Regions from separate parts of the Homo sapiens genome. Here regions 1, 2 and 4 are each linked to region 3. Evidence: chromatin loops called from intact Hi-C (ENCODE). Cell type or tissue: B cell. All regions are shown on one strand.

Region 1 (5,000 bases), 380 kb before region 3:
AGACTGTGCTCTACTGAGGGAGAAGACCACCCCTCATATTGTCTCATGCCCAATTTCTGCCTCCAAAGAAAGAAGAAGTAAAAATGAAAAGGCAGAAATGAAATCCACAAGCAGACAGCCCGGCGCCACACCCCGGGCCTGGTAGTTAAAGATCGAGCCCCGGCCTACTCGATTATGTTATCTGTAGATTCCAGACATTGTATGGAAAAGCACTGTGAAAACCCTTGTCCTGTTCTGTTCCAATCTGATTACCGGTGCATGCAGCCCCCAGTCGTGTACCCGCTGGTTGCACAATCGATCACGACCCTCTCACGTGGACCCCCTTAGAGTTGTGAGCCCTTAAAAGGGACAAGAATTGCTCACTAGGGGAGCTCAGCTCTTCAGACAGGAGTCTTGCCAATGCTCCTGGCTGAATAAACCCCTTCCTTCTTTAACTCGGTGTCTGAGGAGTTTTGTCTGCGGCTGGTCCTGCTACACTACTATCCTAGAAGTAGGAAAAAACTCAAACTTGCTTTCCCTGTTGGAAGTGGGCTGAAATTCCACAAAGGAGTTGCCTGCACCCCATTATCATGGAAGCAGGAAAACTCTCCCTCCTTGTTGAAAGTGAATAAAACTCCAGAAAAAGAGTTTCACAGCAGAATAATCCTTAAACCTCAACCAGATTTTGGAAGATCAGGGATTCTCTGGAGACAGGAGCTCCCAGGGCTCAGCAAATTGTCCAACTGATTTGAGCAATAAAGGTAGCTCAAGCTGGCACCAAGTACCCGTAGGAGATTTGCCAAAGGTCAGGGGTAGCTCCACTCAGAATCCCTTCATGGTTACCATGTAAACCAAACAGTATCTGAGACAGAGCTCAGTCAATTTAGAAGTTTATTTTGCCAATGTTAAGGACATGCACCCAGGACCCAAGTCTGTGCCTTTCTCCAAAGATGATTTTGAGGGCTTCAATATTTAAAGGAAAAAGGGCAGGTATTGCAGAAAGAGGAAGACATTTTTAAAAGGTGTGGGTAGATAAAAGGCAAGTGGTTGCCTTCTTTTGAGCCTTTGATCAGCCGTCCACATGTAAGGGAGGCAAAGGAATAGTCAGCTAGCTGGGGTGAATCTGCACTTTCACATAAGATAAAGTAGGGCAGAGGAAGCAATCACATATGCATTTGTCTCAGGTGAGCAAAGAAATGGCTGAGTTCTTTCCTTTGTCCCATCACTGCGAAGATAGACTATCAATTTACATTGTCAGGGTGGAATTCAACAGAACACTTTTAGGGTAAAGATCTTGCCCACAAGGGCAAATTGTGAGGGAGGCATGTAGCTTTTTTATTTGTGAATGGAAGGCAGGTTTGTGTGACACAGTTCCCAGCTTGATCTGTCCCTTCGGCTTAGTGATTTTGAGGTCCCAAGTTGTATTTTCTCTTCACAATATGTGTACGTATATTGGTTTATGTATTGGTTTTCAACCCAGGGTTCCTGGCTCATAATTCCCACAGCCCTTGTTACAGTCTTTTGTTACAGTGTTGGGTGAGTCAGGCCTCAGGGGCAGGACTCTGACCTTCCACTGCCCTGAGGCAGGACTCAAGGCCCTCCCATGAGAGGGTCCCATCCTATACCCTGGGGGAAGGAATGCTAAAGTCATGAAGCTTCCATAAAAAACCAAGGGGACTGGGCCGAACACGTGGAGGCCGACAGGAGGGTGAAGAACTCGTCCACATGCCGGGAGGGTGGGGCACCCCAGCTCCACGGCAACAGAAGCTCCTGTGCTTCCAGGCCTCACCCTATGTACCTCTTCGTCTGGCTAATTATCCATATCCTTTAAAATATCCTTCTTAGTAAACTGATTCTCTGTGAGCAACTCCCCCAGATTAATCAAACTCAAAGAGGGGGTTGTGGGAACCCCAACTTGAACCCAGTTGGTCAGAAGTTCTGGAGGCCCCAACATTCGATTGGTGGGGTGGGGCAAGGATGAGTCTTGGGGATGGAGCCCTCAACCTGTGGGATCTGGCACTATCTCCAGGTAGACAGGGTTGGAACTGATTGGAGGACACCTGGCTGACGTCCACCGCTTGGGAGTGGGGAGAGGTCCCCACACGTTTGGTCACAGAAGTCTTCTTCTGTGTAGATGATTGTTGCAGTGTGAGAGCGGAGGGAAAACATGGTTTCAGGAGAGTCTTCCCTCACACTATGTGATTGGAGCAAAAGGACAAGAAAGATGAACTGAAGGACAAAGGAGAATTTAGGGAGAATCAGGGGCATCGGTTCAGCTGAGGGAGGGGCGTTGGAACCACAGCTGCATGCTGTCTAACTGGGGTGGAGAACTGCTAGGGCTTGGCCTGGAGCCAGGCGGGCATCAGGGCAGGCTCCAATTCAAGGGAGCAATATGACAAGGACAGGGAAGTCACACTTGATATTTCAGGTGAGGCCTCACCCAAGATTTTGATTTTTTTTTTTTGAGAGGAGTCTCGCACTGTCTCCCAGGCTGGAGTGCAGCGGTGTGATCTCGGCTCACTGCAAGCTCCGCCTCCCGGGTTCACCCATTCTCCTGCCTCAGCCCCCCGAGTAGCTGGGACTACAGGCGCCCTTCACCACGACCAGCTAATTTTTTGTATTTTTAGTAGAGACGGGGTTTCACCGTGTTAGCCAGGATGGTCTCGATCTCCTGACCTCGTGATCCACCCACCTCAGCCTCCCAAAGTGCTGGGATTACAGGCGAGAGCCACCGCACCCGGCCAGATTTTGATTTTTAAAAACCCAGGTATGAGGCCATCAGGCTCTGTTCTGCAGTTTCAGAACCAACTGGCTTGATTCATTCATAAGGAGGCCGAGGACTCCCAGCTGTCAGTAGAGGGCAGCCGTGCCCAATGAAGACCAAGTTCAGGTCAGAAGCTTGCTCAGCAAGCCAAGAACCAAAGATAGTTAATCTGGGCAGGGCGGTTATGTATGAATTTTATTTTCCTTTTATTTTTCAATGTTTTTAGGTAGTTACACGATAAGCACATATTACTTATATACGAAAAAAGTTATTTAAAAAACAATATTCATTCTTTACCTTTCTATCAAGTGGTACAGAAAATTATACGGTATATATTTGCCGTGTGGCAAAATATTCCTCGTTGGATCATGTCAGTGGAAAGAGTATGGTTCTTCTTTGTATTAGTCTTTCAACTTCCCTGTGAGTTTGAATATTTTCATAATAAAAACTTGAAAAACAGAATATAAAATTGAAAAAAAGTTTTGGAAGGAAAAAATATTCCCATCCTTTAATTCAAGAACATCTACGTAAATAATAGAACCAGTCTCCTAGATGACACTGCTCCCCACCCTTGGATGCTGATGAGTAAATGTTTTAAAATTCTATTCTCAAAATATTTGTTCAAACATTCCATTCTGGTCACATAAAATCTTCCACCGTTTCAAGGACAGAACACAGTATCCGAGAGTTCTGGTTTCTACTGTTGCTCAGCAAACTCCCGCAGAACTCAGCAGCTTAAAATACCCGTTTCACATTGCCCACCATTTGTGAGTCAGAAATTCAGGCAGCCCTCGGCTGGGCAGTAGTTGCTTAGGGCATCCCATGTGGTTGTGTTAGATGCTGGCCAGGGATGTCCTCACGGCCCCTGTGGGTGACGGTGGCCATGGGTGACGGTGGCCGTGGGCCACTCCCCAGAACCCTCCAGCAAGGGGCTCAGGGTAGTCAGATGTCTTCCATGAACTCCCTGGAGCTCAAGGCCCCAAGTGTGCCTGTTCTAGCAAGAACCAGGAAGAGGCTGTCTCCCTGCCATGACCTAATCTAGCAGCCACACAGCCCCATTCCGCTGCCAGCGTCCTGCAGGCCCCTCCTCAGGGAAGGCCCTCGGTGAAGAGTGAGGCCTGATCGCCGCTCACCTACTCCTGATCCTGAAAGGTTTTGCCCTTTTCCTAAATAGAAACTCTGAAAAGTAATCAAACAGTATTTCCAAAGGAGGCTTTTGGCAGGCTTGCCTCATTGCCCTTGCAGGGAAGGCTGCCTGTCTCTAGCCATCTTCCTCTTCTTACAGCTGTGCTGAGACGTTTTTGGCTGGGGCAGGGCTGCTGCACTGAGGGTGCATCCCACCTCCTGCAGGGAAGGCAGCCAGACCACATTCCAGTGAGTGGAACGTGAGGGAAGGCTGTCTGCCCACTGCTTTTGTTCCATAAAGAATGAGGCTTGCCCTCCCTTCCCCTCTCCTGCTTCCTGGTAGCTGAACCAGGGCAGCATTTGCTGTGAGCTGGGAGCCATGTGTTGAAGACGGCGGAACAACAAAAGTGAAGACAAAAAAGAAAACTGCATCACTGGCATGTGCCCTTGTCAGTCAGCACTTCCGGGGCTGTGTGTGGCCTTCAGGAATTTCAGTTTTCATGCATGACCCTGAGAAGACTCAGCCCCCTGCCACAGTAGGACAGGTTTCTCAAACAACCCACTAGGGTTAGGGGCCCGCAGGTTTCATTCTGCCCCTCTCCAGGTCAGGGTTCCTAATGCACTCCCCCCAAAGCTCCCCATCACCCTGCCCTCTCCAAATCCTCGTCACTGTCACAAGCTTGGTCTTCCAGGCACCGTGTATGGCCGTGGTCCCTGTAGTCGCCCATACAATCACTCCCTTCTTAGTAACAGGAATCTTAATTTGATTCAGCTTCAGAAATACTTTTTCCAGCCTCTTTTGCTGACAGGGGTGCCTGTGTGATCCAGTTCTACCCAGGGAATTGTGACCCAGCGCTCTGTGAGCTTCCAAGAGAGGAGGAGGCAGCTGCCATCCACCCTTTACCTTCTTCCTTCCTCCTTCTTCCTAAAACGTGTGCTGGCTGGAGCTCCCGCAGCCAAGGAATGAGACCTGACCTCGTGCTAAGAAGAGTGAGACTGAGACCTGAGAAGGAGCCTGGGCCCTGACGGTGGAGGAACCCCCACACCAGCCTGCACCATCGACCTCTCATTTCCGTCCGGCGCTGGGATCCAGGCTTCCTGCTCTGCAACTGAATCCATTCTGACACACTGT
Region 2 (5,000 bases), 58 kb after region 3:
CCTCTAGGAGGATCCTTTGAGGCCACCATCCACTCCATGTTTCTAAAATATATATATGTATTTTTATATAAAATATATAGCATATATAATATATAATAAAAATATATAATATATTATAATTTATATAATATATAAATATAATATAAATATTATAATATTATATATAATATAATATAAATATTATAATATTATATATAATATAATATAAATATTATAATATTATATATAATATAATATAAATATTATAATACTATATATAATATAATATAAATAGTATAATATTATATATAATATAATATAAATTGTATATATAATATAACATAATATAAATATTATAATATTTATATAATATAATATAATATAAATATTATAATATTATATATAATATAATATAAATATAAAATATATTTGTTATCTATATAATTTAATATATTATATAAAATAGAATATATTCATTATTTATATAATAAATATAGAATATATTCATTATTTATATAATAAATATAGAATATATTCATTATTTATATAATAAATATAGAATATATTCATTATTTATATAATAAATATAGAATATATTCATTATTTATATAATAAATTCATTATTTATATAATAAATATATAATGTATGTGTTATTTATGTAATAGATTTATTATTTGTGCAATAAATATATAATATATAAATATATAATATATTTTATAAATATATATAATATATAAATATATAATATATTTTATAAATATATATAATATATATTTAGAGATGTGGAGGGGGCGGTGGTCTCAAAGGGTCCTCCCGGAGGATCCTCCCGAAACTCCGTCTCCAACAAACAAACAAATATATATACATTTGAGACGGAGCGGAGTTTCGCTCTTGTCGCCCAGGCTGGAGTGCAATGGCGCCATCTCGGCTCGCTACAACCTCTGCCTCCGAGGTTCAAGCTATTCTCGTGCCCCAGCCTCCCAAGTAGCTGGGATTACAGGCGTGTGCCACCGCGCCCAGCTAATTTTGTATTTTTGGTAAGATGGGGTTCACCACGTTGGTCAGGCTGGTCTCGAACGCCTGACCTCAGGTGATCCACCCACCTCGGCCTCCCAAAGTGCTGGAATTACAGGCGTGAGCCACCGCGCCCGGCCCGTTCCTAAAATGTAATTCGAAATAGGACTCCAAAGAGACTGTTTCCTGTACATCTTGTTGCCCTGCCCAGCTAGCTGGCTGACGTTGACTGTGTTGCTTTGAATTTGCTTCACTGTCTCCACAAGGAAGACCAATGCGAACTGTCTTACGTTAGCTGAGGCACAGAGCAAAATATACTTAGAGAAGAGTGACAAAGGACTGAGTGATGGTCCTGGCCTCCCAGAGTCCCAGTGGCCAAGGAGGTCAGCTTAGAGGGATGCAGAAGGCACTCCGTCAGCAAAGTACAGACTCACTTCAAACCAGTCAGTTAAACACGACAGGAGGAGTGCGAGGGGGGGTCGGCGGGGAAGGGGTGAGGAGAAGTTGGGCCGGGGAGAATTTTCTGGGAGAACTCTCCTGCATGGGGTCTGTGAGTTCCAGGCTGACTACCGGACTTCCTGATGCGTAAATTCTGGGACGGTATAAAATTACAATTAAGTGTGAAAGAGCGGTGTTGAAGAAATAGGCATGACATTGATATTTTCTGTGAACGTTATGCTAACGCTGTCCCAACAAGTTTCCCACCACGGGACTCTGCTTTGATTACGCTTTGTCTGCATTTAAAATGTATGAAACGTTAAAGAGAATTTTGGTTTTTGCCACTTTTCCTTTTTTTTTTTTTAACGGGCTCGGTGCCCAGGCTGGAGTGCAGTGGCGCGATCATGGCTCGCTGCAGCCTCGACCTAGGGTAGTAACTGGAACTGCAGGTATGCACCACCACGCTCGGCTAATTAAAAAAATATATATATTTTTTCCTAGAGATGGGGCGGGGGGCGGGGGCGGGGGCGGAGGGGACAGTCTCACTATGTTGCCTAGGCTGGTCTCGAACTCTTAAGCCCGGTTTCCGAGTCGCTGGGGCTACAGTAGCGCGCTGACACGCCCGACCCTTGCTTTGCCACTTAGATGTTGCATTTATTCGACTTTCACGTCGGGCAGAGGTGCTGGGAAAGAGGCGGCTGGCCCCTGCGTAAGTGTGCGGGTGCGGTGTGAGAAAGCTGGAAGCCTGTTTTCTAGGCGGGGAAGCAGCCTGCGCTGCCGGGGCCGCATCATGGCACGTGGGTTTCCCCGGGCTTACTCTCCTGCCAGTAGCGCTGTCCTAGGGATCCCGCCCACCCCTCCGGCTTCTTCTCTGAAGCCTTTGCAGCATTTTCCCTGAGATTGCTGAAGAGGCCCCTGGGGATCGGGCTCCCAACTCACCCGCCGCGTCCCACGGCCCGAAGCCGACGAGCTGCAAGTGAGGATGGGTGCAGAGGGAGGCCGACGGTCACGCCTTGGAGAGGCTGATGGTCCTCTTGACCGCCCTCCACCGCCACTGCGAACCCAAAAGCCGTGTCAGTGCTGCAGGCCCGCCCGAAGTGGCGCAGTCCTCCTCCTGAACCAGCCTGTATTTCACTTGAATTTCTCTGTGCCCTGTTTCTTTTCCGTTCCCTGTCCTTTTGCTCCGTCCTACGTGTTCCGCAGCCTTGTGTGACCTGTCCATGCCTCAGTGGCCTCATCTGTAAACAACCTCCCAGAATGGTTAGGTTCCTCTGCAGGAAGCCCAGGGCCACACCTGCAGACTACTTGATGTGTGGTACACGTTGTAGTTACCGGCATCACTATTGGCCCGCCGGTGCACACCTTCCACGGCGTGAACTTCCACCAAGGATTTCCAACCCGAGCCTTCTTGCACTTTTTAATCGTTCATCTGTCATTCCGTGGCATTCCCCGGCGGCTGACTGTATTTGATCCGCCGGGACTTTGCAGGAAGACCCTAATAATGACCAGTAAGACCACTTACTTCTCACCCTCATATTACAGACGTAGACATGGAATACGCAGGTTGAAGTTAATTGGCAATGGATTGGAAAATCCGGCCGGTGTCTAAGTGTAGCAAAACTTGTGAACGTTTATACACATAGACTCCACACTAAGAAACCTTTTTGAACTGGAAGGAAAACACAGTCTTGTTTCCGCCCGGTTTCGAACCGGGGACCTTTCGCGTGTTAGGCGAACGTGATAACCACTACACTACGGAAACAGATGCGGAGAGGTTACTCTATGACTTTTATAAGTGTTATAGTCAACATCCAGGTGTCGGCTTCACCCATGGAGTCATGGCCCTTAGATCCATTCTTCCCCAGAACACCAGTCTCCTTGTGGCCCTGCGTAATGCCGTTTGTCAAACTGTAAAGCGTGACCTCTAAGGGTACCCCAGTCACTTCCAGCAATTAAAAGCAAAACAAGGCCGGGCGCGGTGGTTCACGCCTGTAATCCCAGCACTTTGGGAGGCCGAGGCTGGCGGATCACGAGGTCAGGAGATCGAGACCATCCTGGCTAAAATGGTGAAACCCCCGTCTCTACTAAAAATACAAAAAAATTATCCGGGCGTGGTGGCGGCCGCCTGTAGTCCACTCGGGAGGCTGAGGCAGGAGAATGGCGTGAACCCGGCATGCGGAGCTTGCAGTGAGCCGAGATCGCGCCACTGCACTCCAGCCTGGGCGACACAGCGAGACTCCGTCTCGAATAATAATAATAAATAAAAACAAAACAAAAAACTAGCGAGCATCGCGGGAGGAAAGGCAAATGTACCTTCCAAGGCTTAAGACTGGATACGCTTCCCTAGTGGTTCCTTTTCTTCCAGGGAAGACAGCCAGAGGTTTCAATTTTCACATGATTTGTGCTCTACGGACAGTAATGACAGAGAGGATTCAAAAAATGCAAAATGCATTTAAAGCACACGATATTTAAATATATTTTGTTAAAATGTAAATTAAAGTAAACATAAAAATCAAAAAGTGAAATTATTCTTATGTCCTTTCAAAAATTTATTTCTATGAATTATGCATAAGTATTAAACTAAACGGCAAAATATAAATTAATGAATATCAAAATTTTAAGTCGGTTTTTAAAGATAAATCTGAAATTTTTTTTACATTTTAAAAGTTCAATGAAAAATTTTAAGTATTTTTATAAAAATAAAACTCGCCAATCCTAGCATCCAAGGTATGTACGTATGTAGAGTTGGAATACGCTTAACGCCTGTCATATGGAGATCTGCATATATGTAAATTTAAAAGTAGTAGCGATTGCTTAATATTGTGAAATGTTTTTCCGCCGCCGACGCCTAATTTCCGAATACCTGGATTGCTTGGAAGCGAGGCGCAGTCCTGCTGATCAGGGATCCTTGCTGCCTCTGTGACCCCGAAGGCCCGCTCCTTTCGGCGCAGGGCGGGAGCCCTTCTTGTGTGCGTCTGATTCTCTGGTCAAGGTCACCACGGGCCTCCAGGTGGCCCAATCCATGGACGCCTTCTCTTACGAGACCATGTGCTGAACTGGACGCTGCCAATCTCCTTTGCACTGTGCGGCACCCTAGGCCTGGGTGGGCGCTTCGCTGCAGGCTTTTCTCCCATCCCGTCTCCGCCTCCGAGCGCCCAAGGCTGACCCTGGAGCGTCACGTCGGCTGGCAGCAGGACCCACACCTTAGCTCCGTCTCTGGTTCCAGCAAGAACTGTTCTCCCAAGCTTCAGATCCACGCGTGTCTTGGGCAGTTTTTCCAGGTATCTCACAGCATCTAACGCCCAACCGTTCGAGACCTAAGTCATTGTTTTTTTCTTCCCTCCCCTCCCGCATCCTCAGCCTGTGATCTAGGTTGTGGAACTACCCAAATCTATCGCCGCTGCAAGCCTTGCATCCCGCTCCTTCACCTGCGTCTCCCTCTGGCTGCCGCCTCACCCGGCGCCGGCCGCCTCCTGTATGGACCAGGCCTGTGTCCTTCCAGCCCCTGTCTCCGACAGTCTTACTCCCCCTCATACTCCCTGTTTGCATCACTCCTGAAGGAACCCCC
Region 3 (5,000 bases):
AGAATTTCATCTGCTATTTGAAAACCTATTTTCAGAATTTCAGTGTGAACTATTTGCAGGACTTGTATCCATCCTTCCAAGCTCTGTACCTGTCCTATTTGCAGTAAAATTCTCTTTTCATGGAAAAAAAATATCTCCATTGAAGGCGGAGAGAAAAGAGGCCAGAACTGGTCCTGAGGATTAGACTAAACCCCAGGGAGGTGTTTGCTGGGCTTCAGGCTTTGGAGAGGTGGAGGGAAGTGGCACCCAGGGCCTACCGTGGTTGACTTTAGATTGTCCACTCAGCTTAATTCTCACAGGAAACATTCTGTGGTGAAAATATTATGCCCATTTTACAGGAGAGGAAGCTAGGGCTCAAATCGGTAAGTCCCTGCCTCATCGTCCAGTTTTCTTCTTCACCTCCCCATGGGAAAGACTGGTTTGTCAGCGCAGCTGAGATGAGCAAACAACTTCGGAGGAGGCTCCTTCCCTTGGGGGTTTAATTGCCTGAAAAGGTGTCTCCAAGGACTGGTGAAAATAGAAGTAACTTTCCTTAGTCACGGGGCTGCAAGATTTTCCACTGTGTAGATGGATCTTAGTGTATTCTGTGACCACTTGCTGATATCACTTAGGTAATGCCCAACCTACCAAATTAATTTAAGCTCTATAATATCAAATATCTTTCTGTGTATTCTCCTCATTTTCATCATATCTTTTTGCCTTGTACACATTTCTATTTGCCCCAAATTCTTCTCTTCCAGGAAGCATCCCTGATTAACCTCATGCCCACTCAGATTTCTCTGGGATTTTGCACCCTTCAACCCGTAAGTACCTTGAGTGTTTCAACCACAACTCTTTATCTATAGCCACTGAACCCCTAGACTGGAAGAAAATTTAGAGCAAACTTAATCCAGCCCCCTTCCGTGATGCAGAATTTTGGATCATAATCACCCAAGCAAAAGTTTCACCAGCCTTTACCTTATCTAGTCCCATGATGGGGAAATTCCTATTTCATTTTAATTGCATTTCATTGGCATAGGCTTGATGTCCTTAATTCATTTCCCGCACAAGGACCAGGGAATTCCATTGAAAATTATCTACTGAACGCCACTAGCACCCAGAAATGTGGTAAGTTCCATGTCACAAAAAGGTTCCACAGGGTCCTCTTATGTCCAGGCACACACTTCAGTTCACTAATCAATGCTCCTTATGAAACAAGAGTTGCATAACTAGTCTCAGTGTGAGCAACTGCAAACTTAGAGATGTGTAATTGTTAGAGATTTGTAAGAAAATAATATAGAGAGGAAATACATGTGGGGGGGGGGCAGGTGCGGTGGCTCACATCTGTAATCCAAGCACTTTGGGAGGCCAAGGCCAAGGTGGGAGGATTGCTTGAGCTCAGCAGTTGGAGACCAACCTGGGCAACATGGTGAAACCCCATCTCTACAAAAAGTACAAAAATCAGCCGGGCGTGGTTACTTGGGAGGCTGAGTTCCTTGGGAGGCTGAGGCGGAAGGATTGCTTGAGCTTAGGAGGCTGAGGCTGCAATGACCCATGATCATGCCACTGCACTCCAGCCTGGGCCACAGAGCAGAAGCCTGTCTCGAAAATAAATAAGTAAATAAATAAATAAACAAAAAATAAAAAGAAAACATGTGAAAGCACAGGAGAGTAAAAGAAGCAAGAATCTTGCCAGGGGACATGGGAGTTTTTGTTACTTGCTTCACTTTTGTGTATGCCTGACATTTTTTATAATTAACAGTTTAAAATGCTCAAGGCCAGTTTTTTTTTTGCCAACTACCTTACCAAATCCTTTCCCATCAAGTTGTCTGTTCATTTTATTGGGTGATTTTGGGGCATAGATGTGACAAATCTTCATTGCAATCAGTTAGGTCAATGTTTTGTGTGTGTGTGTGAATATAAAAAATTGCTTGAAGCCAGGCATGGTGGCTCATTCCTATAATCCCAGCTGATAATGGGGAGGCCAAGGTGGGAGGATCACTTGAGCCCGGGAGTCTGACGCTGCAGTGTCACTGCACCCCAGCCAGGGCAACTCAGAGAGATCCTATCTCTACAGATTAGAAATGTTCCATTTCAGCTGGACAGGGTTTCTCATGTCTGTAATCCCAGCACTTTGGGAAGCCAAGGCAGGAGGATCACTTGAGCCCAGGAGTTTGAGACCAGCCTGGGCAACATAGCGAAACCCCATCTCTAGAACAATTAAAAATAAAACATGAATTTTAAATTTAAAAATTGCTCTACACCTCCATTTGGAAAGACTGTGTATGTGTTTGTGTCACGTATGAAAGCTAAGCTGGCATCTCCATAACCACGGGGCTCAGATCTGTCCTGATCACGTTGAGCCCCATAGCCTGACCCTGGAGGAATGAGTATCTGCTGTTGTGAATGAGGCCAGCACCCTTCCCCACCCAGGAAAACCAACGGCCACAGGAGGGCAGCAGAGAGCCACGATCCCAACCAGAGGAGAAAGCACAGACAGCATGGGGCAGGTGCAGGCGCTTATGTTTGTTTATTGGTTTGTTTTCTTTTTTATTTAAGTGACCTGTGCCATCGTATTGGGCTGAAATAGCCAGGGATGTGGCCATACAGACAGATCTAGTGTAGGTGAAAAAGAGAGCGGAGTGGGGTCCAGACTATTCCAGCCTCCCTCCTGCTGCCCTTGGCAAGGCTGCCAGCCTCTCTGTGCCTCGGTGTCCTCATCTGTCACATGGGGATAATAACAGTATGGACTGCAGGGGGCTGGCAACAGTAAAGAGAGTGAGGTGCGTGGCGGCAGCACAGGTCGGCCCAGGAGGACCCCGTGGGAGCTCCTACTGACTGCGGAGAAGATCAGCAGAGGCCCCGCTGAGGACGGCCTGGGGGAGGTGCAGGGAAGGGGCTCATGGGAGGGTGGTGGGGAACACCTGCAGGCAGAGGATGGGTGTGATTGTGGGGACCTCAAAAGCCACACCCAGAGCCAGGGGGTGCTGCAGGGCAGAGGCTGCAGCGGGGAAGTGCCCATGGCCCGAGGTCCCTGTGGGCGAGGCCCTCCTCTCTAACCCACAGCCATCCCCCAGGCCCAACTTTCAGGGGTGTGGGAGGTCTGCCTGTCTCCCGAAGACCCACTGTGGTCACTAACAGACTGGGACGTACATGAGGGTGACCCAGGCAGGCAGGTCTGGGCCTCCCTGGAGCTGGCAACCGTGCTCCCATCATCCCTGTCCCAGGGCCTGTGTGGTCCTGAGCTGACACCCGAGGGTGACACCCCACACTCCACACATGGCAGAGTGAAATAATAGCACCCTGGCCATGGTAGCGCACGCTCACAGCCCCTCCAGCACAGAAATGCAGGGAGCAGGGGGCAGCGTCGGGGGTGGCCAAGGCTTTGGCCTGTGGCAGGCCCTGAGCTCAGAAGGATGCAGGGGCTTTGCCCAAACCCACACTAGGTGCAGGGCCGGGGAGGCTGTTTCAGGAGGCGAAGGAAGGGCCCCGGGCGGTGAGGGGAGAGGCTGGTTCCGAAAGTGTGGGCGACGCAGCCAGAGCCTGATGACTGAAGAGTGAGCAGGCGGTGGGGCTTCCTAGGAGGCAGTGAGGAGAGGCAGCCCAGACCCAGTGAGATCACACCTAGGATGTCCCCAAGAAACCCCCAGGGCTGGGGCCAGGTCGTGCATCGTCATTGGGGGTGGGGCCAGGACGAGCATCGTCACTGGGGGTGGGGCCAGGACGAGCATCGTCACTGGGGGTGGGGCCAGGACGAGCATCGTCACTGGGGGTGGGGCCAGGACGAGCATCGTCACTGGGGGTGGGGCCAGGACGAGCATCGTCACTGGGGGTGGGGCCAGGACGAGCATCGTCGTTGGGGGTGGGGCCAGGACGAGCATCGTCGTTGGGGGTGGGGCCAGGACGAGCATCGTCGTTGGGGGTGGGGCCAGGACGAGCATCGTCGTTGGGGGTGGGGCCAGGACGAGCATCGTCGTTGGGGGTGGGGCCAGGACGAGCATCGTCGTTGGGGGTGGGGCCAGGACGAGCATCGTCGTTGGGGGTGGGGCCAGGACGAGCATCGTCGTTGGGGGTGGGGCCAGGACGAGCATCGTCGTTGGGGGTGGGGCCAGGACGAGCATCGTCGTTGGGGGTGGGGCCAGGACGAGCATCGTCACTGGGGGTGGGGCCAGGACGAGCATCGTCATTGGGGGTGGGGCCAGGACGAGCATCGTCATTGGGGATGGGCAGCCATGTGGATGAGCCGAGAGATTCCAGTGGGGAAAAAGGAGACGAGGCCGAGATTGATGATCTAGAGGCGCCCGCAGCCTCACAGACCCAGGTGCCCTGGCAAGCACAGCCCTGCTCACACAGCAGACATGGGGGTGGGGATGACTGAGTGTGTGCATAGCAGGGAACAGATAAATGAGCCTAAAGGCATGGATAAGTTTAAAGGCTAAAGAAGGGCCTTGTGCAGACCAATCCTGAGCGGAAATGAATGCAGGAGTCCAGTTGGCCCCTGCTGAGAGGGGAAAACCGGTGTCTTAAACTCAGGACCTAGAGTCAGGAGGAAAGAGGTTCCAGATAGGACCCAGATTAGGAACCTCCTCACCCACTCCTCCCTCCAGAGACTACAGCAGAGGGGGAGGCCCACAGGCAGCACAGCCTTCAACTCCTGGTTTCCCCAGAAGACACTGTGGGCATTTGTCCAACTGACCTCAGAGGCCCCCTCCAGGACACTGTGACAGTTTATACCAATCTGCACTTTTGCTCCTTGAGCTCTTATCTTTGGGGCAGCTCAAATGATGACAATGGCTTTTCTGGCCAACTTACCCAGACTCTGTCCTGAGACGAGTAAGCAGGGCCCAGTCTTCCCAAGGCCCTCCCTGTCTTCTGGGACACCATGTGGGTCCTTCTGAGACAGTGGCCAGCTTTGCCCCAGCCCAGAGCAGCTGAGCCAGCGGTGGAATGACTCTCATGACAGACAGCTGTGAGCTCCTGCTGTGCCCCAGGCCCAAGGCTCTAGGGGGTCAAAGAGGTAG
Region 4 (5,000 bases), 59 kb before region 3:
GCAGAACCACCGCCTTCCAGCAGGATTCGCTGGGCCAGAGGCCCCGGCTGGGAAACGGCTCCACCAGCGCCCCGGCAGAGAAGGTTCGCGAAGCGCAGGTCTCGGGATTTGCTTTGGGGGCCACTCAGAAAGTCACCCACATTGGCCCTCTTTGGGGAGGCGGCGTGAGAGGAGGGGAAGCCTTCTGCACTCTTTAAAGAAAGATAAAAATAAATAAACCAGGGCAGACCCGGTCCGCTCGGGGCCGCCTAGTCCTGCAGCCGCCGCGCCGCACTCCACAGGCAGCAGCGCACAGGGCGCGACTCCGGGGAGGCCGCGGCCCGCGGGGTCCGTCCGTCCTGCGGTCCCCAGCCCCGTCCCCTGGAGCTTGGCGCCCGCTCTGCCCGGATCCGCCCCGGCCCGGGGCTCCTGCCCGCCGTCCAGTCCGCGCAGGGACCCCGAGCAGCCTCGCCGTGCACGGCCCCGCCGGGCTCAGTTCTGGGCTCGCACTTCCACCGCCCCCGCCTGGCTCCCAGTTTCTTTCTGTCTCCCGCGGAACCGACCTCCTTCCCCCGAATCTCCGCCAGCTCTTCTCCCCCTCCCCCTACGCCCCGTGCTTTGCTCTCCCGCTTCTCGCCTCGCCCGCGGCTGGGGGAAGGGACTGGAGGGGAGGGGAGGGGAGGGGACGGGTGGGGAGGGGTGGGGCGGGGAGGGAAAGGGTGGGGAGCAGAGGGGTGGGGAGGGGAGGGGTGGGGAGAGGTAGGGAGGGGAGGGGTGAGGAGGGGAAGGGTGGGGAGCAGAGGGGTGGGGAGGGGAGGGGTGGGGAGAGGTAGGGAGGGGAGGGGTGAGGAGGGGTGCGGAGGGGTGGGGAGGGGAGGTGAGGGCAAGGGAGGGGAGGGGTGGGGAGGGGAGGGGAGGGCAGGCGAGGGGAGGGGTGGGGAGGGGAGGGGAGGGCAGGCGAGGGGAGGGGTGGGGAGGGGAGGGGAGGGCAGGGGAGGGGTGGGGAGGGGAGGGGAGGGCAGGCGAGGGGAGGGGTGGGGAGGGGAGGGCAGGGGAGGGGTAGGGAGGGGAGGGGTGGGGAGGGGAGGGGAGGGCAGGCGAGGGGAGGGGAGGGCAGGCGAGGGGAGGGCAGGCGAGGGGAGGGGACTCTCAGTTCCTGTTGTCAGACAATCTGAAGTTGTTTTTTTTTTCTTTGAGACGGAGTCTTGCTTTGTTTCCAGGCTGGAGTGCAGTGGTGCCATCTGGGCTCACTGCAATCTCCGCCTCCCACGTTCAAGCGATTCTTCTGCCTCAGCCTCCAGAGTACCCGCGATTACAGGCACGTGCCACCACACCCAGGCAATTTCTGTATTTTTTGTAGAGACAGGGTTTCACCACGTTGGTCAGGTTGGTCCCGATCTCCTGACCTCGTGATCCGCCCACCTCAGCCTCCCAAAGTGCTGGGATTACAGGCGGGAGACACTGTGCCCAGCCGATGAAGTACTTTTAAGTGTAGCGGGCTCACCAGTTCTCAGCCTGACACGCAGCTATGTGTCCTTGTCTTGACACTGTGTGAGGAGCTTTGGCTGGGCAAAACATTGCCAAGGTGAAAAATCCAGCGTGTCTCCATCCATGAGGTCATTCCAAATGAAGATTTGGATTCCATGTCACAGTCCAAGGGCTCAGTGAGCATGCCGTCCAAGTCACTTGGAAGCCTCTCCTGGTGGAGAAGGTCCATTCTGCCATAACCACTGCAGCTGCTCACCGAGGAGTAGCCCCCCAGGGCACTCATCTGCATGGGGTGGGGCAGAGGCACTTGCAAAGGTGTCTTCACTGGGGTCAGTTGGTTCACACCTGAGGTGTGGGGCTTGGTGTTTTCCGTGTGAGACAGGGCACGGCCGTAAGCTGCATATGTCTGCTGAGCATGCCCAGGGTGGATATGGGAGCTGGGATGCCTCATTTTGTATCCAGATGCCTGGCTGCCATAGGTTGACATGGCTGAATTAAGGCCCATCATGGTATTCTGGCCCAGAAACCGACTGTTGGATTGGGCTACTCCAGGATCAGCTGGTGTCATAATGTCATTATGGGGAGGAGAGTCAGAAGTCAGCATCTCCTCCAGGAGTCCCGCTACACAGTTACACGGACTCACAGCTCCGTAACTTGATTTGTGCTCCTGGAGTGTTTGCATCTGGGGCAAAGGGCTCATGTTGGACTGGCCCTACGTCTGTTTTTTGCAGTTTGGCTGGGCGAATTCAGACTGGTGTTTGGTGGCACAAAGGAGTAGCTGGCGTCTGCTGCATCATGGTGCCAGGTGAGGACTGGGTGGACACAGTTAATGATGTTGGTGAGGAGATAAGACTGAGATCACTCAGAAAGCTTTCCACGTTTCAGGATTGCTTGTCTCAGACTGGGTGGAGTAGGGGCATCTTTGCCGCAGATGGCGGGTACCCCACAGAATGTGCGTCCCCATCTCCAAGATAGTCTCCTTTGACTATAATGGGTGAAAGTCTCCCAGTAACAGTACTAGCATTTGAGCTAGTTCCAGGGCGAAATGCACTCCAGCTATTAAAGTCATCATTGCTGTGAGAGCCAGGGCTTGCAGGCCATCTGGAAAACTGGGGTCCAGGGCTGTCCCCGGCACCCCCCTGGCTAGACTGCAGGATGCTTTTTTCGTGGCAGCTTGACTTAGGCTCCGAGCGCATTTGCTGCTGCTGTCCATGGATGCAGCTCTTGTCCTAAGAGATCTCCCACCCTTGCCGCCCTCTGGATCCAGCGTCCACCGAGCACTTTTTCCAGTTCCTTCATTCTGCGCGCGAGTCAGCTTGCTGTGTAGGGACAGAAGATGACGAAGTGAATTCCTGCAGCCCGCCGAGCTGTTGCTGTCGCCCTGGGAGCAGGGCACGCTCTTGACCATCCACTCGCAGATCTGCGACAGCGCGAGCCGCTTCTCCGCCGAGCTCTCGTCGGCCCTGGTGCTGAGGTCGGCGTGGGACAGGCTGCGCGACGCGGTGCGACGGGACGAGCTGCCCCTGCGCTGCTGCCCGGCGGAGGCGGGGTCCCGGGTGGGTGCTGCGGCGCGGCGTCCCGGCGTCCGCAAAAGTCCTCGCTGTCCTGCAGCAGGCTCGGGTTGCTCATGAAGTCGGCGCTGACGGGCGGGACTGGAGGTGGCCGCGTGGGACCCGCGACTGGAAATCCGGGTGCACCTCCGCCCCCCGGGGCGCTTCGGCCTTGGGGTCCCGTCCCCTCCCCTCCCCTCCCCACCCCTCCCCTGCCCTCCCCTCCCCTCCCCACCCCTCCCCTGCCCTCCCCTCCCCACCCCTCCCCACCCCTCCCCTGCCCACCCCTCCCCACCCCTCCCCACCCCTCCCCTGCCCTCCCCTCCCCTCGCCACCCCTCCCCTGCCCTCCCCTCCCCTCGCCACCCCTCCCCACCCCTCCCCTGCCCTCCCCTCCCCACCCCTCCCCTGCCCTCCCTTGCCCTCCCCTCCCCTCTTATCCTTCCCCCAGCCGCGGGCGAGGCGAGAAGCGGGAGAGCAAAGCACGGGGCGTAGGGGGAGGGGGAGAAGAGCTGGCGGAGATTCGGGGGAAGGAGGTCGGTTCCGCGGGAGACAGAAAGAAACTGGGAGCCAGGCGGGGGCGGTGGAAGCGCGAGCCCAGAACTGAGCCCGGCGGGGCCGTGCACGGCGAGGCTGCTCGGGGTCCCTGCGCGGACTGGACGGCGGGCAGGAGCCCCGGGCCGGGGCGGATCCGGGCAGAGCGGGCGCCAAGCTCCAGGGGACGGGGCTGGGGACCGCAGGACGGACGGACCCCGCGGGCCGCGGCCTCCCCGGAGTCGCGCCCTGTGCGCTGCTGCCTGTGGAGTGCGGCGCGGCGGCTGCAGGACTAGGCGGCCCCGAGCGGACCGGGTCTGCCCTGGTTTATTTATTTTTATCTTTCTTTAAAGAGTGCAGAAGGCTTCCCCTCCTCTCACGCCGCCTCCCCAAAGAGGGCCAATGTGGGTGACTTTCTGAGTGGCCCCCAAAGCAAATCCCGAGACCTGCGCTTCGCGAACCTTCTCTGCCGGGGCGCTGGTGGAGCCGTTTCCCAGCCGGGGCCTCTGGCCCAGCGAATCCTGCTGGAAGGCGGTGGTTCTGCGATGCCCTGTGGATTCGCCTCGACGCCTTGTTGGCCCGGGGACCCTGGGGATGTTTTATAAGGAAGGAAAAGATGTAGGTGAAGCCCAGAAGGAGGGTAGCGTGGCCGAGCGGTCTAAGGCGCTGGATTAAGGCTCCAGTCTCTTCGGAGGCGTGGGTTCGAATCCCACCGCTGCCAGCTTGTTGTGATTCCTCCATTTTTGTCCCTTCATGGGTTACAAAAGGAGGAAGTCGCCTTGGGCCCCACGCTTTCCCGGCATCGGGAATTCCATTTGGCATTGTGCATCCATCCACTGGACGGGCTTTGTGGGGAGTTCGTCATGCTGGTGTCAACAGCAAGTGAGGTGGGTTCCGTTCTTCCCAGATGCCAATGATTGCGGCGGAAAGGCAACGGTATAAATACCCTTGATAGCCTTTTCTCCTTAAGTGGGTGGAGATATTGGTGGGATGTTCTAGGCTAGTCTTCGGTGTAATAAATTTGAAGCAGTTAAGTGAAAAGTAGAAGGAACTGTTTCCGCCCGGTTTCGAACCGGGGACCTTTCGCGTGTGAGGCGAACGTGATAACCACTACACTACGGAAACCGGCTTGATGCTTTTCTGCCATCATAATTAGTCACGACACACGGCGGTATTTTATTTCTCATAAGAGTTCTGAGCTTCTTCCGTGGGTCCCTTTGAGCTTGGTAATGGGTATGAGCGCACAAGAATACAGAGTCCAGTGCAACCATTTAAAAGGGGAGGGTTGCAGAGTCAGAGAGTAGCTCAGAGACACAGCACAGCTGAGTGAATGTGGACGTTCACTTGAACACAAACACACAGAAACCAATTAGTTGGCTGATTTTCTCGAATACACACACATAGAAACCAATTAGTCGGCTGATTTTCTCGAATACACACATAGAAACCA

Evidence for each region. Hi-C counts contacts between places; a loop is a spot of excess contacts. Peaks named below come from ENCODE experiments on the same cell type or tissue, not always from the same donor. Only the 100,000 strongest peaks of a DNase experiment are listed, where the experiment ranks them.
Region 1: it touches region 3 in a loop (15-fold over the local background); 65 of 110 quality-filtered maps call a loop at or near these places.
Region 2: a loop joins it to region 3, with 2.5 times the contacts of the local background. A loop is called at or near these places in 14 of 110 quality-filtered maps.
Region 4: it touches region 3 in a loop (2.0-fold over the local background); 5 of 110 quality-filtered maps call a loop at or near these places.

What each region holds. Positions count from the first base shown.
Region 1 is chr5:180,781,857-180,786,856 of GRCh38, forward strand. It overlaps MGAT1 (alpha-1,3-mannosyl-glycoprotein 2-beta-N-acetylglucosaminyltransferase), which reads right to left. Exons shown (of 2, transcript NM_002406.4): 2 at 2,924-5,000. Among named protein-coding and RNA genes, the nearest start is that of MGAT1, 18 kb to the right of the region's middle. RefSeq lists enhancers at 3,179-4,090, 4,091-5,000. In B cell, a CTCF peak has its summit at 2,838 (motif pointing right); a DNase peak (open chromatin) is centred at 2,835; H3K27ac peaks cover 55 bases.
Region 2 is chr5:181,215,149-181,220,148 of GRCh38, forward strand. It overlaps TRV-AAC1-4 (tRNA-Val (anticodon AAC) 1-4), which reads right to left and starts at 3,194; the gene lies at 3,122-3,194. RefSeq lists enhancers at 1,320-1,389, 2,466-2,595 and a silencer at 3,056-3,145. In B cell, a CTCF peak has its summit at 2,856; DNase peaks (open chromatin) are centred at 2,213, 2,443, 2,723, 3,213 and 2 weaker places; H3K4me3 peaks cover 2,991 bases; H3K27ac peaks cover 2,235 bases.
Region 3 is chr5:181,157,043-181,162,042 of GRCh38, forward strand. It overlaps OR2V2 (olfactory receptor family 2 subfamily V member 2), which reads left to right. Exons shown (of 2, transcript NM_206880.2): 2 at 1-2,243. Among named protein-coding and RNA genes, the nearest start is that of TRV-AAC1-2, 4.6 kb to the right of the region's middle. RefSeq lists enhancers at 2,408-3,164, 3,165-3,920, 3,341-3,520, 4,095-4,384, 4,555-4,724 and a silencer at 4,585-4,927. In B cell, CTCF peaks have their summits at 2,426 (motif pointing right) and 2,625; DNase peaks (open chromatin) are centred at 2,439, 3,569 and 4,274; H3K4me3 peaks cover 1,029 bases; H3K27ac peaks cover 1,190 bases; H3K27me3 peaks cover 1,352 bases.
Region 4 is chr5:181,097,651-181,102,650 of GRCh38, forward strand. It overlaps TRL-AAG1-2 (tRNA-Leu (anticodon AAG) 1-2), which reads left to right and starts at 4,190; the gene lies at 4,190-4,271. It overlaps TRV-CAC1-3 (tRNA-Val (anticodon CAC) 1-3), which reads right to left and starts at 4,675; the gene lies at 4,603-4,675. It also overlaps the pseudogene FOXO1B. In B cell, no CTCF peak of the experiment used is centred here; a DNase peak (open chromatin) is centred at 2,851; H3K27me3 peaks cover 1,898 bases.